Regions from separate parts of the Homo sapiens genome. Here region 2 is linked to region 1. A link is a contact called in ENCODE Hi-C data. All regions are on one chromosome and are shown on one strand. The core of a region is the stretch at or near the end of the contact, and the rest is flanking DNA. Distances in the headings are between cores, read along the strand shown. Region 1 holds the start of GSS (glutathione synthetase). Region 2 overlaps PIGU (phosphatidylinositol glycan anchor biosynthesis class U).

Region 1 (7,773 bases), core at 1,785-4,284:
GTCACTGCAGTACATTATTAATTCCCTTCAAGCTCCAACAACTCATGTCAGCAGATCTCAAATAAATTACATGGGAAGGGGGAGGGAGCTCTTTGTGGAATACCATGAAATGCGAATAAGGTGAACTCCTCCCTTATACAAACCAGAAGGAATCTTAGTAGCAGGAAATGACTACATTCCATATATGGACATTTATCATCAAAGCACCAAAAGACAGAAAATATTTTTGAGAAATCACATTAGCAAGATGGAAATTGCTGAAACCCAAGTGTCCAATGTAATAGGAGAAGTTGTCTGATTGGTTGCCCAGAGACATACAGAGGTGTACAAACTCACACCCTGATACTCATTCATTTTTCAGCAGGCCTCAGGAGTTTAAGATCTGGGTAAAAATCTGGAAACACAGTCACTAATTTTGTTCTGCCCTGTTGCCATTTAACAGAACATGGTTGCCCAACTCAGTGGTCCCCAGGAAGGGAGTTAGAGAATAATAGGAAACCTCCATCACATTCAGCTCTGTCCCCCTGTCCCCATGACAGAGCCAGTGCCAGGCCAATTATGAAAGTCTGCCAGCCTCAGCACAATGCTTTGAAAGAATGCGCATGTGATCTCAAGAGGGTCCTGATAATATCCCTGTTGAGTGAGACATACATGAGGGCAATCATAGTAAAGAACAAGGTTCAAGTCAGACAGACAGACAGACCTGGGTTTGAGTCCATAATAATACGACTTCTCCCTTTCCCTTCTTTCCTTCCTTCCTTTTCCCTTTCCCTTTCCCTTCCCTCCTTCTTTCCTTCCTTCCTTCCTTCTTTTTCTTTCTTTCTCTCTCTCTCCCTCCCTCTTTCTTTCTTTTTTTTTTTTTTTGACGGAGTCTGGCTCTGTCGCCCAGGCTGGAGTGCAGCCGCACGATCTCGGCTCACTGCAAGCTCCGCCTCCTGGGTTCATGCCATTCTCCTGCCTCAGCCTCCCGAGTAGCTGGGACTACAGGCACCTGCCACCATGCCCGGCTAATTTTTTGTATTTTTAGTAGAGACGGGGTTTCACCGTGTTAGCCAGGATGGTCTCGATCTCGTGATCCCCCACTCTCGGCCTCCCAAAGTGCTGGGATTACAGGCGTGAGCCACCCCGCCCAGCCGACTTCCCTTTCAAGTAAGATTGCTGTGTGGATTAAAAGAGAAAAATCAGTGTGAAATTTATCAGCAGTGTTTGAAGCTCTATACATGAGACCATTTTTTGGCTGTACTCTCTTTATAGGTAGGAGGAGACTTGTCAGAGGTCACACAGAAGCCTAGTGGCAGAGCCAGGACAAGAACCCATTACCTTGACATTAGAGTAATGAAACCCTCCATGAGCCCCCATCGTTCCACAACTCTGAAATTCCAACATCTGTTTGCTGTTGGGCTTTTATTTAGTTGGCAAACACTGATTTGCATTTAATGCCACTCCCTTGACTAGGTACTGGGGATATGGAGGAGGATAAGACATAAAGATAATCACCATGGGCCAGGTGTGGTGGCTCACTCGTGTAATCCCAGCACTTTGTGAGGCCGAGGCAGGCGGATCACCCGAGGTCGGGAGTTCGAGACCAGCCTCACCAACATGGAGAAACCCCATCTCTACTAAAAATACAAAATTAGCCGGGCCTGGTGGCGCATGCCTGTAATCCGAGCTACTTGGGAGGCTGAGGCAGGAGAATAGCTTGAACCCAGGAGGTGGAGGTTGTAGTGAGCCGAGATCGTGCCATTGCACTCCAGCCTGGGCAACAAGAGCAAAGCTCTGTCAAAAAAAAAAAAAAAGAAAAAAAGAAAGAAAGAAAAGAAATCAGATGAAGGTGCTAAGTGGGCCCTTTGTTTTTCTCATTCTACAGCCTCAACCCTCCCTTGGCTTTATTTATGTTTTGCTGATGACATTCAAATCTACATCTTCACAGCAATACTTTCCTACCTTCAAACTAGAATATCCAATTTTTTCCTGCGAGTCTCCATACAACCAGAATAGAATTTGTTGTTGTCTCCCACAAATCTGCTTCTTCTCTGATGAACCCCACCCAGGTACCCAAGCCTTGAGTACTTGTTTCCTACATCTCACTCTCCCCAAATCCTATGGATTTTGCTGCCTAAGTATATAGTACTTTGAATTCCTTTATTTATCTCCATTTCCAGAGTTTGTAGCCTAGCCCCGGCCACTGTCATCTCTTCCCTGGGCGTGAAACAGATTCAGAGTCAGGTGTCTTCAGTGACCAGGATATGTTGGCCTCTGTCCCCCTTCCAGGACTTGGCACGTGCTGTCTTCTCTTTGGAACTCTCGCCACCACTCCTGATCTGGGCTCGCGATTTCGTTCCGGAAGCTGTCCCTGTTCTCCGCCCCGGGCTTCTACATTCTACAGCCCATCACTTTTCCCTGTACCGTAGGAACAGTGTTTGTCTTGATCACTTCTCTACCTAGTAATTAGCCGCGCTTAGTACTGTATTCATTCATCACATGAATGAATGAAGAATGAATGACAGACGGGTCAGATCACCGAAAGCCTCAAAACGCCCACAAGGAAATCGGTCGCACTTTATCGCCAGGACTTAGGCCAGTGCCTGGAAAGGCCCCGAGGCAACGACACGGTCGGCTGCCCAGGCTGGCCCCACTTCACGGGCCCGCTCGCTTCCACCCTGGACAAAGTTTGGCCCTAATCGCTCCCCGTTGTAGCTCTAACTGGCTCCAGTCTCACTGGCCTACATGCCCCGACACCGGCCCGATCTAAAGGCAGAAGATCCGGAAAGTCTGGGATCAGTGCGCGCCAGCCCAACCCCCTCACTAGACACTAGTTGCCCCGCTCCTACGAAGGGTTTCAGCCACAAGGTCTCCCGGCCTCCGGAATTCCAATCTCTTGCCAGACCCCTCCCTCACATCGTTCCTCCCGAGGAAACGTGACCCATGCCGGCCGCCGTGGCCGCCCCAACCTACTAGTTCGCCTTTCCTCCGCGAACGGTTCTCCCGGCCCTCGCGCCGCTACCCAGGCTCAGGGGGCGGGGCCTCGATGCGACCCAGTGCGCTTGCGCTGACCGCCCCGGCTAGGCTTAAAGAGCAGGCGGGGCAGAGACCCATACCTTTGGCGCTGAGTCGAGGCCAGGAAGGGGCGGTCGATGAGAGGGCGGCCTTAGCATTAGGAGTGCGTCGGCTGCACCCTGGCGGATGGACCTTGGGAAGGAGGGGAGGGGACCATCGGGGTCGGCGGGGAGCTACGGGTATGCATAGCTCATAGAGCGTCAGAGCTGACGACGACTAGTGGAAGATGGGGAAACTAATGCTCAGAGCGGGACAGTCACTACCTCAGGGGCACACAATTGATAAGGGTGGGGGTGGCCGTGGTAATGGAGGCCCCAAGGAGGGGCAGGGGCCCATAGTACGTCAGGGGCTGAGCCTGTATTAGAACCCAGGCTTGTTTCCCAGCCCAGCCAAGTCCCAGAAAAATCCCCCTGATTTTATCTATTTTTTTTTAACCTGGGATACCAGCAGGGAAAGCATTAGAGGCAAAAGGAAAGGATTTTCATTTTTCCAGGAATGCTGAAGTCAGGACTGTTTGAGGGGAGCCCTGTGTTTCTCAGACTCTCTTGTACCGTTTACATCAGGATCTGGGGCAGTTTTTAAAAATATGCGGATTCATGATTCCTACCCCCCACCTCATTGCTTGGCAGCCCCCAGGTGCCTTCCCTGTTTCTTCCTTCTGGGTTGTGATAGGCTTGTCTGCAGTCCGAAGCACCTGATACGAATTTTAGTTAAATGGAATGTATCAGTCCAGCTTCTAGGGAATTAACCATAAATAAGACACAGCCACTGCTTTCAGTCTGATAAGATAGGCAATAAACTGCCTTTCTGAAGGAATCAGGGATGGTTTTTGGGGTCTTGAAGGATGGATAGGAAGGTATAGGTAGTGAAGGAGGTAGGGGTAGAGGTGAGAGGCTGGGATGGGGACAGTGTTCCAAATTGCAGGAACAAAAGCAGCAAAGGCTGGCTGGGTGCAGTGGCTCAGACCTGTAATCCCAGCACTTTGAGAGGCCGAGGCAGGTGGATTACTTGAGCTCAGGAGTTGGAGACCAGGCTGGGCAACATGGCGAAACCCCGTCTCTACTAGAAATACAAGAATTAGCCGGGTGTGTTGGCCCGTGCCTGTAATCCCAGCTACTCGGGAGGCTGCGGCGTGAGAATTCTTGAGCCCCGGAGACGGAGGCTGCTGTGAGCTGAGATCACGCTGCAGCACTCCTGCCTGGGTGACAGCGTGAGACCCTGTCCTAAAAACAAAACAAACGAGCAGCGAAGGCATATAATTCTGAGGGTTGCTCGGCTTGTTTTACAGACACTGAGGAGTTTGGTGTGGATAATGAGGAAGGGCCTGAGGGTTGCAACAGGACTTAGGCGCTTAGGCTTGGAGAGGTAGCCTCAGACGCCAGTTCCACTGAGCAACAGGAGCTAAGGGCTTTAAGCAGGGGAAGGACATGGTTAGTTTTGTGTGTTAGGCACTGGTTACAGCGTGACAAATGGTTTGGAAGTGGGGAGATGGGCCAGAGAAAGCAGAGAGAGTTAAGATGTGAGATCATGAGGCTGTAGCCAGTGCAGCAGCTGTGGAGATGGAGCGAAGCGAACAGATCAAAGAAATTTAGGAGTGAGAACTCCTAGTGATCGTAAATCAGTGGCCCAACCCAGGGACCAAGATCCTTTTGACTCTTTTTTTTTTTTTTTTTTTTTGAGACGGAGTTTTCGTTGTTGTTGCCCAGGCTGGAGTGCAGTGGCACGATCTCAGCTCACTGCAACCTCCACTTCCCAGGTTCAAGCAATTCTCCTGCCTCAGCCTCCCAAGTAGCTGGGATTACAGGCGTCCACCACCACACCCGGCTAATTTTTGTATTTTTGGTAGAGACAGGGTTTCACCATGTTGGCCAGATTGGTCTGAAACTCTTGAGCTCAGGTGATCCACCCGCCCCAGCCTCCCAGAGTGCTAGGATTACAGGCGTTAGCCACTGCGCCCGGCCCCTTTTGACTCTTTAAATAAACCATGTACATTATCTGACTACAGGACAGGCTGAGTCCTCCAGTCTCCCGTGTGTGGTCACGGGATGGGGGGAGATGGTGGCAGATAGGTGTCTGGTTATTCCCAGAACAATGTTTCCTGATGTCCTTTCCTCGTTGGCTTTTGTACCTGAGGGGATAAGCAGCTGTTAACTAGAATAGGCCCCAGGTGGCAGGAAGAGGCTCCTGGGTCAACCAGGAACAAAAGAAGCTATTTCTAGTGCAGCATGAAATTAAAAATCAAAAGCATGACCCAGGGTTCTCTGTGCAGGTTCCCCTCTTCCAAGACGGGTGCCAAGTGATGAGTATCAGGTGTCTATGGTGAGATTTGGGGAGGATCCCAGACCTTAACAGCCCTTTGGTTGAAACCTCTCACAATGTGGCAGGTAAGATGTCTTTATTCCCATTTTGTAGATGTGGCAGCTGAGCCTCAGAAGTTACGTGACTTGTTCAAGGTGACCCAGTTTGTGGTAGGACTGGGAGTGAAGGACTCTTGACTAAGAATCTTTCCAGGGAGCGTTTGCCCTTTCTGCACTCTCTGCCTGGGTGCTTTCCTCCAAAATCCTGGCATGACTGGCTCCTTTGGTCATTCAGATGTTTCATCCCTGGAGGCTGCCCCACCCTATAAGTCTATCACGTTATCCTTTTCTTTTTTTTGAGATGGAGTCTCACTCTGTTGCCCAGGCTGGAGTGCAGTGGTGCGATCTTGGCTCACTGCAACCTCTGTCTCCTGGGTTCAAACAATTCTCCTGCCTCAGTCTCCTGAGTAGCTGGGATTACAGGCACGTGCCACCATGCCCGGCTAATTTTTGTATTTTTAGGAGAGACAGGGTTTCACCATGTTGATCAGGCTGGTCTCAAACTCCTGACCTTGTGATCCGTCCGCCTCTGCCTCTCAAAGTGCTGGGATTACAGGCGTGAGCCACCGTGCCCGGCCTTGTATTTTCTTCATAGCAGTTATTCATATCTGAAATTGTTGCTTTTATTTGTTTGCTGTTTCCCTCTGCTAGAATGTGAGCCCCATGAAAATGGGCCATGTCTGTCTTGTTCACCACTTTACCCCCAGGACCTGACTGGTGCCTGCCACGTGGCAGATGCTCAATAATATTTGCTAACTGATGGAAATAGTTTGGGGAGAGAGAAAGAGAAGGAAACCAACATTTAATGAAAGCTGAGGATGTTTCAAGTACTTCTCACAAATTACCTCATTTAATCCCTTCACAGCCTTTCAAGGTAGAAATCGTATCTCCATTGGGTGAATAAGAAACCATGCTAAGTCAGGTCAAGTCTGTGGTTTGTTACTTTTGAGGCTATAGACTCGTCTGAGATCCATTAGTATAAAATTTTGCATCAGCTACGTGGAGGAATTCACAGACCTTCTCAGGCTCACTTGGGGATCTCAGATCAAGACACATAGGATTGGGGAACTTGCCCAGGGTCTTTTTGGCCCCAGGCCTTTGCTGGATCCTCACTCCCTGGCAAGGATGGAGTCCATGTAGTGGACTGTAGGGAACCTGCTGAAGATTCCGGAGCAGAGGGAGATGATTTGCCCTGAGCCTCTGGTGTCTCAGACCTGAGTTTGAATCCTGACTGTGCAGAAGTCATCTCACCTCTCCGAATCCCACTTTCCTCATTTTATTTTTTTTCTTTCTTTCTTTTTTTTTTTTTTGAGATGGAGTCTCTCTCTGTCACCCAGGCTGGAGTGCAGTGGCACGATCTTGGCTCACTGCAACCTCTGCCTCCCGGGTTCAGGCAATTCTCCTGCCTCAGTCTCCCGAGTAGCTGGGATTACAGGCACATGCCACCATGCCCAGCTAATTTTTTGTATTTTTAGTGGAGACAGGGTTTCACCTTGCTGTCCAGGCTGGTCTCGAACTCCTGACCTCGTGATCTGCCTGCCTCAGCCTCCCAAAGTGCTGGGATTACAGGTGTGAGCCACCGCGCCTGGCTTTCCTCACTTTCAAAGTGAAATCTGTTTTTTCCTAACAATAACTACCCTTTATTGATCTGGTCGCTAAGTGTCAGGTACTTGGCTAATGACTTTACAGTCGTTATCTCACTTTCCCTTACCTCCCTATCACATCAGTATCTTTATAGCCTCCATTTTACAGCCGGGGAAAGGAAGGCTTGAAGAGGTATCCTGACTTGCCAAAGATCACAGCAGCAGTGTCAGCCATGGTGTTCCCACATATGTACCTTGGGACATGCCATGGGCTCAGACTTCCCAAAGCTAACTGTTGAATCAATTTCATCCTCTGTTCTTGGGGTTTGTGGGAACATTTGGGTCTGAATTAGGTGAAAAAAGGTATGCAGGGATGTACTTCACTGTGAATGGAGGCCAATCCCTTAATTTTGTGTCTTGCCTTTCTCCCTGCGAGGGCCTCTCTCCAAGTCTGGACTGTGGGTTTTTTTTGTTTTTGTTTTTTTGAGATGGAGTCTTGCTTTGTAGCCCAGGCTAGAGTGCAGTGGCGCCATCTTGGCTCACTGCAAGCTCCGCCTCCCGTGTTCATGCCATTCTCCTACCTCAGCCTCCCGAGTAGCTGGGACTACAGGCGCCTGCCACCACGCCCGCCTAATTTTTTCTATTTTTAGTAGAGATGGGGTTTCACCGTGTTAGCCAGGATGGTCTCGATCTCCTGACCTTGTGATCCACCCGCCTCAGCCTCCCAAAGTGCTGGGATTACAGGCGGGAGCCACCGCACCCAGCCACTGGACTGT
Region 2 (7,773 bases), core at 2,481-4,980, 380 kb before region 1:
CTCACCTCCTAATCTTGGAGGGTCCAAGAGTATCCCTCTCCCCAAGCAGGGTGCCATCTGGCCATGTGGGATTATGGGTGGGAACCCCAGCATGAACCGTGACGATTAGAGCCCCACTGTGGGTCTCCATGGTGCCACAGTCCTGGGTCTTAGGAACACGTTTTCCATTCTCCTTAACTGGTGTCTTAGGACCCCTGCCTCGCTCTTCAAACATTCCCAACTCTCCCTTAGATGATAAAGGACCTCTTTTTGACACCGTCTCTCACTCCTTGCCTCTAAGGGAATGCCGAATCCCACCAGGAAGAAAGCTCTCCCTGAGGTCTCAGGAAGGACCTGCTACTCAAGGGTGATCCAGAGGCAGACAGGCTGGCTGGCTTCAGCCAAACAGGAGTGTAGCATGGCAGCCGGGTACAGACCTTGGTTAAAATCCTGCTCTGCATTTATTAGCAAGTTTCTCTAGACCTCAGCTTCCTCATCTGTAAACTGAGGCTACACACCTAGTATGTACTTATAAAAATTAAAAATTAGGGTGGGCATGGTGGATCATGCCTGTAATCCCAGCACTTTGGGAGGCTGAGGTAGGAAGATTGCTTGAGCCCAGGAGTTCAAGACCAGCCTGGGCAACATAGTGAGAGCCCATCTCTAAAAAAATTTTAAAATTTAAAAATAAAAAATGTTTAAAAATAAAAATAAAATGGGGCTAAAATGCACACTTCATTTGGTAAACAAGATGACATGTGAAAAAATGACACAGATATATCACTGGCTACATTAGTTTTCCATTGCTACTATAGCAAATTCCCACAAACTTAGTGATTTAAATAATATTCTTTATTATTAAACAGTTCTGGAGGTCAGAAGTTCCAAAATGGGTCTCACAGGCTAAAATCTCTAGAGGAGAACCCCTTGCTTGCCTTTTCCAGCACCCAGAGGCCCCCTGCATTCCTTGGTTCATGACCCCCTTCCAGCTGCAAATCCAGCAATGGTGGATTGAGGCCTTCTCACATTGCATCACTCAGACCTTCTCTTCTGCCTCCCTCTTCCATCTTTTTTTTAAAATAGACTATTTATTTTGAGATGGAATCTCACTACATTGCCCAAGCTGGAGTGGAGTGGCTGGATCATATCTCACTGAAGCCTCGAATTCCTGGGCTCCAGGGATCCTCCTGTCTCAGCCTCCTGAGTAGCTGGAACTACAGGCATGCACAAAGAAGCCCAGTGGACTTTATTTTTTAGGGAAGTTTTAGTTTCACAGCAAAATTGGGCAGAAGATTTCCCATATTCCCCCCACCTCCACCTCTTCCACTTTGAGGGACACTTGTGATTACACTGGGGCCACCTGGATTGTCCAGGATAATCTCCCCTCCCAAGGTCTTAAAGTCCCTTTGCCATGTAAGGCGATGTCTTCACAGGTTCTGGGGATTACAACGTGGACATCTTTGTGAGGGGAGGGCTACTACCCTGCCTACCACACTGTACTTTTTCCCCCGTTTTAACTCTCTAGGGGTTATCACACAGGAGGATTGTCTGTTACTTTTCTTTATCTTTATCATATTTTTAAAAACTAATAAATATCATTTAAAATAATTAAAAGAATACCTTTTTAAAAAGAACTTAGCACTGTGCCTGGTTCCCAGCAGACACTTAATGAATGGAAGTTCCCTTCTCTTCTCTGATACTGACCTTCAGGAAATCCCTTCTCCCAAGTGACAGTTTTGAGAGACTTAAAGGGTGGAGAAACTCCCAAACATTTAGGCCATTTATATTAGTTGTACAACTTAGTAGAGATGCTATACTGGGGGCTCATGCATTGCAAGGGGCCTAGATGATACAGATGATTCTCAACTCCCGCTACAAAACAAAATCACGGCCGGGTATGGTGGCTCACGCCTGTAATCCCAGCACTTTGGGAGGCTGAGGCAGGTAGATCACCTGAGGTCAAGAGTTCGAAACCAGCCTGGCCAACGTGGCAAAAACCCGTCTCTACTAAAAATACAAAAATTAGCCAGGCATGGTGGCGGGTGCCTATAATCCCAGCTACTCAGGAGGCTGAGGCACGAGAATTGCTGGAAGTGGAGAGGCAGAGGTTGCAGTGAGCCGAGATTGCACCACTGCACTCCAGCCTGAGCAACAGAGCAAGACTCTGTCTCAAAACAAACAAACAAACAAACAAACAAAACAAAATGAAATCACACGGAGAGCCCTCAGACTAGTCAAAGTCTCTAGGGTGGGGTTCAGGCATCCATATGAGGTTTTAAAAGCTTCCCAGGTAATTCCAATATGCAGTCGAGGCTGCGAACCACTGGATTACAGCTGCAGCCCCTTACAGTCTGCAACAGAGATGCCACCCAACTGTGTCAAAAGGAGAATAATCAGGACACGGTAGTTCACAGTTCTTTGTAAAGCTGAATGTTTTCAAGTTACAGTTCATTCTTTATTGAGAAATGATAGGTATCATTTTGTTGTTGTCATTAAAAAGTCCTTCATTTTATAACATGGGGAAGAATGGCTGGTAGTTGATTGTTTTAATGTCTTCAGCAAAATAAAAAGCTGGCAATCTGTCACCCGAGTTTATTGAAACATTAGTGGTCTAAGAAATCCCACAATTTGGACACTGGCCTGGAGGGCTTGCAAGATCCTCTTTTCTAATCTGAAGTTTCTCAATTCTGGGTTTTCAAAGATGAGAGGCCAAAACCCTGACTCAAGCCTCCTGAGACCTCCCAGGAACAAGGAGTCTTGCAAAGGGACGTTTTCACTGAGAATTACTATTATTATTAAACCATGTTACTACCTCAAGAAGGAGAACAAATGCTTCCCACTCCTCTAACCCAACATCACTATGTACATTTCTCAGTGGTTCTTTCTGATCCCCTGGAAATTATTTTGCTGAAAAGAATACAGACTATTCCCAAAATAAAATGTTTGCAGCCTGCCAGACCAGGTGGTTCTTGTTCTGTGCCTCCAGCCAGGGACACAGATTTCAGACAGGGTGACAGGAAGGAAACCAAGTGCAAAGAGACGAGAGAAGCTCACTGGCAGCCTCTGGGTGCTATCTCGAAGGGCTGCAAAGATACATTCCCATGCGGCTAGAGAACCATCACCAGCATGCAGTTGGCTTCTGGCCTGTGGTGACCTCTGCAGGAATGGGGAGCTGCTATTCACTCTTGCTGGCTGACAGGCCAGAAGATTAAAGCTATATATGCCAGAGCAGATGGAGCTGGAGACCTGGGGTACGGGACAGCTTGTTCCAGGCATCAGAAAGCGTCAGAGGTGACCAGGGCCTAACAAGGTGAAAGGCTTCACCCTTCATCAGACTTGCGAGGCCAGATGGAATCAGGTTCCCCACCACATTCACTGGGTGGCTTATCCAATCTCTGGCACCATGATTGATGAACTGGAACTTCAGGCAAGCCACTTTCCCTTCAGAGCCTCAGGCATTCGGAAAGAAAATCTCACCTGAAAAATCCAGTCCAATCAGAAGGGGAACAGGGGGGATTTGGGGACTTCAAAGGCCATGGTGATATTCCCTTTCTTAAACGAGGTGCCAAAACACGTGGGAATATATTTTATCATGATTCTTTATATGTATATCTATCAACATTCTTTTATCGCTATACAATAGTAATAAAAACAAAACAAACACACACACAAATCCAGCCCTTTGGTAACTGGCTCCTTCTGCTGTACCATGCAGGCTGGCATGGGTTCTGCCAGCAGGCTGTTCCCTAACACCACAATTGTGCGTCTGTATGACTCATCCAAGCTCCAGAGAGTCCAGCGTCTGGGACCTACACTCAGGGAGGGGCCACGTTCCTTTTCTCCTCTCCACTGCACAGGAAAACAGAAAGGTGAATGTGGGAGCATGCATGTTAGCGCTGACAGCTAATGTTTAAATGGAATTCCTAGCCACATTAAATATATTCAACGTAGGCTTAAACACGTCTCAACACATACATCCCACTCATAGGTCCTAAGGACCAGGGCTGATGCTGCTCCCAGCTAATAATGATTCACAGTTGTCAAGCCCCAAGCAGGTTCTCCAAGCACGTGTACTCCCTGCTGCAGGAGCAGTGAAGCAAAGGTGGACAGCTACTGTTCTCTGCAGGATCTTCAGACAACCTGAACCTGCAGACTATGTGCCCTGCCAGCCAGCAAAAGCAACTATTAGATCATTCAGGTTTCTGGAAACCCCATCCTTCTTCTTTGTGCCTCCTCACCCCAGAGGGCATAAAATAGTTTATTCGTCTTGAAAAATATGTTTATTCTGATGACTCTGGCTACCAAGCCCGAAGCTCTGATCACGGAACTATGTGAGAGACTCCCCTGCATAATTATTACTCACGATACTAACTGCAGTGCTATTTACAGATATTCTTTCTCAAACTTAACACACTCATGAGTTATTTTCTTTATTTGATTAATGGAAAAATCAGATGCTCAGAAAGGTTAAATGATGTGCCTAAGAACACATGGGGCTCGTAATGGCAATGCCAGGAATCGGAGTCAAGTGACTCTCCAGACTGCTCAGCAAATGGGATGAAAGACAGTCACTGAGAGAGAAAGAGTGCCCAGTGTGGGATGGGCAACCACAAAAATCCATTCTACATTCTTGAAATCCACTATCACAAACTGAGGCATGTCCATGTTTTGGTGGTCTCATGGTTTGTCACTGGCCACTCTGCCGAGGGGCCCCAAGCTGACTCTCAACCTGCTGGACTGGGTGACTCTTGTCTGTGCAGAGAGGATGTCACCACAGAAGACACTGCTTCCTCCTCCCAGTCAGGCCAGATGGGTCACAGCCCCACTAGGCCATCACCTGCAGGCGTAGCCCTGGCTCAGCTGCCCACACCACTGTTTACCTTCACTCAGAGGCACACTCCTATAGGTAGGCTGCTTCCCACAGCTAGTCAGTTTCACTTCCTGGTTGACACCCAAAACAACAACAAAGATTCACTTCCTCTGAAGCCTGCACTCCCTAGTTCATTCTTGACACCTTGCTGGACACCCACAGCAGGCAAGGAAAGTTCAACAGCTCCCTTCCATGCCTCGTTTAGAGAATCAGGTGGTGCTGGGCCACTGACACTGCCTCTTTATTGGGGAGGTTTAAAAACCCGCTCCACAAATGTTTGCAAGGTCTTCTATGTGTCAGCTTCAGTCCTGAGTGCTGGGGACACAAAGGTGAATGAGTTGTGATATCTACCCTGACGGAGCCCCCAAACAATGAAAAGAACCCACCATAGAGGGCTAAGAGCACTGGGGGCCTAGGCAGCACAGATAGGTCACCACTAAGCCACCTCTGAAGAGGGGATGGTTAGAGCTTAGAGGGGTTGTCACAGTGGGCAGGGAAGTCTAACTTTGCCCCTCTGCCTTCTAGTAACCTTTGGGTGCAGCGCTGGGGAATGGTTCAAAGCCCAGGGCATAGAGTTCTGCTGTCTAGTATGGTAGCCTAGCTACATGTGGCTTCTGAAATTTAAATTAAAAATTCAGGTTCTCAGGCACACAAGTGGCTAGTTACCCTATTGAACTGTGCAGACAGAGGACTTTTTCATCATCATAAAGCCCTGCTGGACAGCACTGGGTAGGGGTTCACAGATCTGGATTCCAATCCCGGCTCTTCTAATTAGAAGTCACGTGACTTTGAATGAGTGGCTCTACCTTTCTGTACCTCAGTTTTCTCATCTGCAAAACGTGGATACTTACCTCAAAGGCTGGTGTGAAGATCAAATGAGCTAATTAATGCATGTAACACTGTGAGAGCCACAGTGGCCAGGTACACAGTAAGTGCTCAATAAATGGCAATTATTTTTATCATCACAAGTCCGCGGCACCTGGAAGCAGATATTGTGCTTCATGCCTCTGCTCCCCTCCTAGTGCTGCCAGCATAACAGGTGCCTGGTAAATGCCTATGAATTCCTTTTCCCTGCAGCAGTCTCATCCAGGCCCAGGCTGACACAAATCTGTGGCAGAGGCGGGAGTACTCACATCTGTAGAGATGGTTCCACACGGGGAAGAAGGCCATGTAGAGCGCCACGTCCCCCACTGTCGGGTAGGACTTAAAGATGGCGATGACAGCGATCTGGATAAACATGAAGAAGATGGGGTGCTCCCTGGGGCAGGGCAGGGGAAAGAGAGAGAGAGATGAGTCAGGGACCAGGCCTACCCTAGAGACTCCTGACTCCATCCTTTGAACCAAAAATAATCCTCAGGGGACTTCAGGAAGGGGCTGGCTCTGCTATCCACAAGGCATGGGCCAGGCCCCAGTAGCAGAGCAGAAAACTGCAGGGACCCAGAAATACCCAGAGGTGGTGAGGAGGGCCTGGCAAACACTAGGGAAACAGCCCACAGAGACATTTCCCATCAACAGTCCCCCTCTGCCTCTGCCAGCTCTGGGCCTTCCCCTAGGAGCCACAGAGGAAGAAAACAAATGAAGTCAGCATTCTTTATGACTGGGCTTAAATGACTGCTTGGCAGGATAATTAGGCAGCCTCCCTTGCCAGAGGCCCCTCTGACAATTGGACGCAAGGCAGGAAGTGCCTCCTTGCTGATGCCTTTTTTCTCTAACAACATGGTCAGCAGGGTCTACAGACCCATAGTGCGATGAACTTCTTTCCAGGAAGAGAACTGTGAACTGCACAGAGCTTTTCAGTTCTTAAGGGCTGGGACTATTCTTGTTAACTTAAACTAATAGCAGTTTCAATTATTATTTTAACCTAATAATAAGTGATAGCAATGGGTATCCTCTCCTGAACTCCCTCTGTGTAAAGTCCTTTTCCTGCATCCTCTCACGTGATCCTCACCACATCTCAACCACCCCTCAAGGCAGGCAATCCTGGGCCAGGCGCAGTGGCTCACATCTGTAATCCTAGCACTTCGGGAGGCTGAGGCAGGAGGATGGCTTGAGCCCAGGAGTTTGAGACCAGCCTAGGCAACATAGTGAAATCTCATCTCTACAAAAAATTTAAAAATTAGCCGGGTGTGGTGGCATATGGCTGTAATCTCAGCTATTCAGGAGGCTGAGGTGGGAGGGTTGCTGGTGCCAGGAGGTTGAGGCTGCAGTGAGCCATGATCAACCACTGCACTCCAGCCTGGATGACACAGTGTGAGACCTTGTCTCAAAAAGAAAAAAAAAAAGTAGGCAATCCTCTCACCTGTACTTCACAGATGAGGAAACAGATTCAGAGAAGTGCACTGACTGAGTAGGTTAGTAAGCGATGGAGTTGTCTCCAGAGCTCTTAATCACGCCCAATACCATTCTCCTGAGTGCTGATCACACTTCCAAGCTCTGGTCAGGAGAGAGTTGGGGGACAGAGCTCAATCTCGGTGCCCCTCCGAGAGCTGACCAAGTGCTAAAGGGAAGCCAACAGGGAGAGGCTGGATCTATACCCTCCTCAGCTACATTTCAACCACATGCACATGGCCTACTTCTGCACAGTACCTAGATGCCTAGCCCATGAAGGTTTTCTTCAGAGATTAATGACCTTTTTGTCTTGCAGGTCAAAGGTCAGGGTGACTCAATGGGTATGAATCTGAGATGTGCAGACAAACATGTCCACACCCAGAATGCTCCAGTGCTGCTGTGCAGCAAGTGCCTCAGAAACGCAGCTTGGCAAAGGCGTGCAGCCCTGTAGCCTCTAAGAAGCGTCCAGCTATAGCTCAGTGTGAACATCTTCCTAAACACAATCCACATCACTGGCTTCAGGCTTTTCAGGTAGCTGGTAACAACGGCAACATTTCTATGAAAAGGCTGGTGAAAATGCGGTGACAAAAAAACAG

The links. A loop is a pair of places that touch in the nucleus more often than their neighbours do. Pooled maps may share reads with other maps.
Region 2: a loop to region 1 is called in a map of mammary epithelial cell, with 18 times the contacts of the local background. The contact joins the enhancer-like site here to the promoter of GSS in region 1. A Hi-C loop is called at or near these places in 3 of 168 maps with a recorded cell type or tissue (IMR-90, mammary epithelial cell and posterior vena cava) and 8 of 50 pooled maps.

Annotation. Positions count from the first base shown.
Region 1 is chr20:34,952,772-34,960,544 of GRCh38, forward strand. It overlaps GSS (glutathione synthetase), which reads right to left and starts at 3,035. Exons shown (of 13, transcript NM_000178.4): 1 at 2,956-3,035. MYH7B (myosin heavy chain 7B) reads left to right here and starts at 3,097. Exons shown (of 45, transcript NM_020884.7): 1 at 3,097-3,236; 2 at 5,327-5,441. RefSeq lists enhancers at 2,843-2,942, 3,183-3,362.
Region 2 is chr20:34,575,566-34,583,338 of GRCh38, forward strand. PIGU (phosphatidylinositol glycan anchor biosynthesis class U) reads right to left here. Exons shown (of 12, transcript NM_080476.5): 10 at 5,983-6,107. Among named protein-coding and RNA genes, the nearest start is that of MAP1LC3A, 21 kb to the left of the region's middle. RefSeq lists an enhancer at 7,630-7,773. Within about 2 kb of position 3,731, at least 13 of the 41 ENCODE cell types and tissues checked have a DNase peak (open chromatin) inside an H3K27ac peak, as active enhancers do.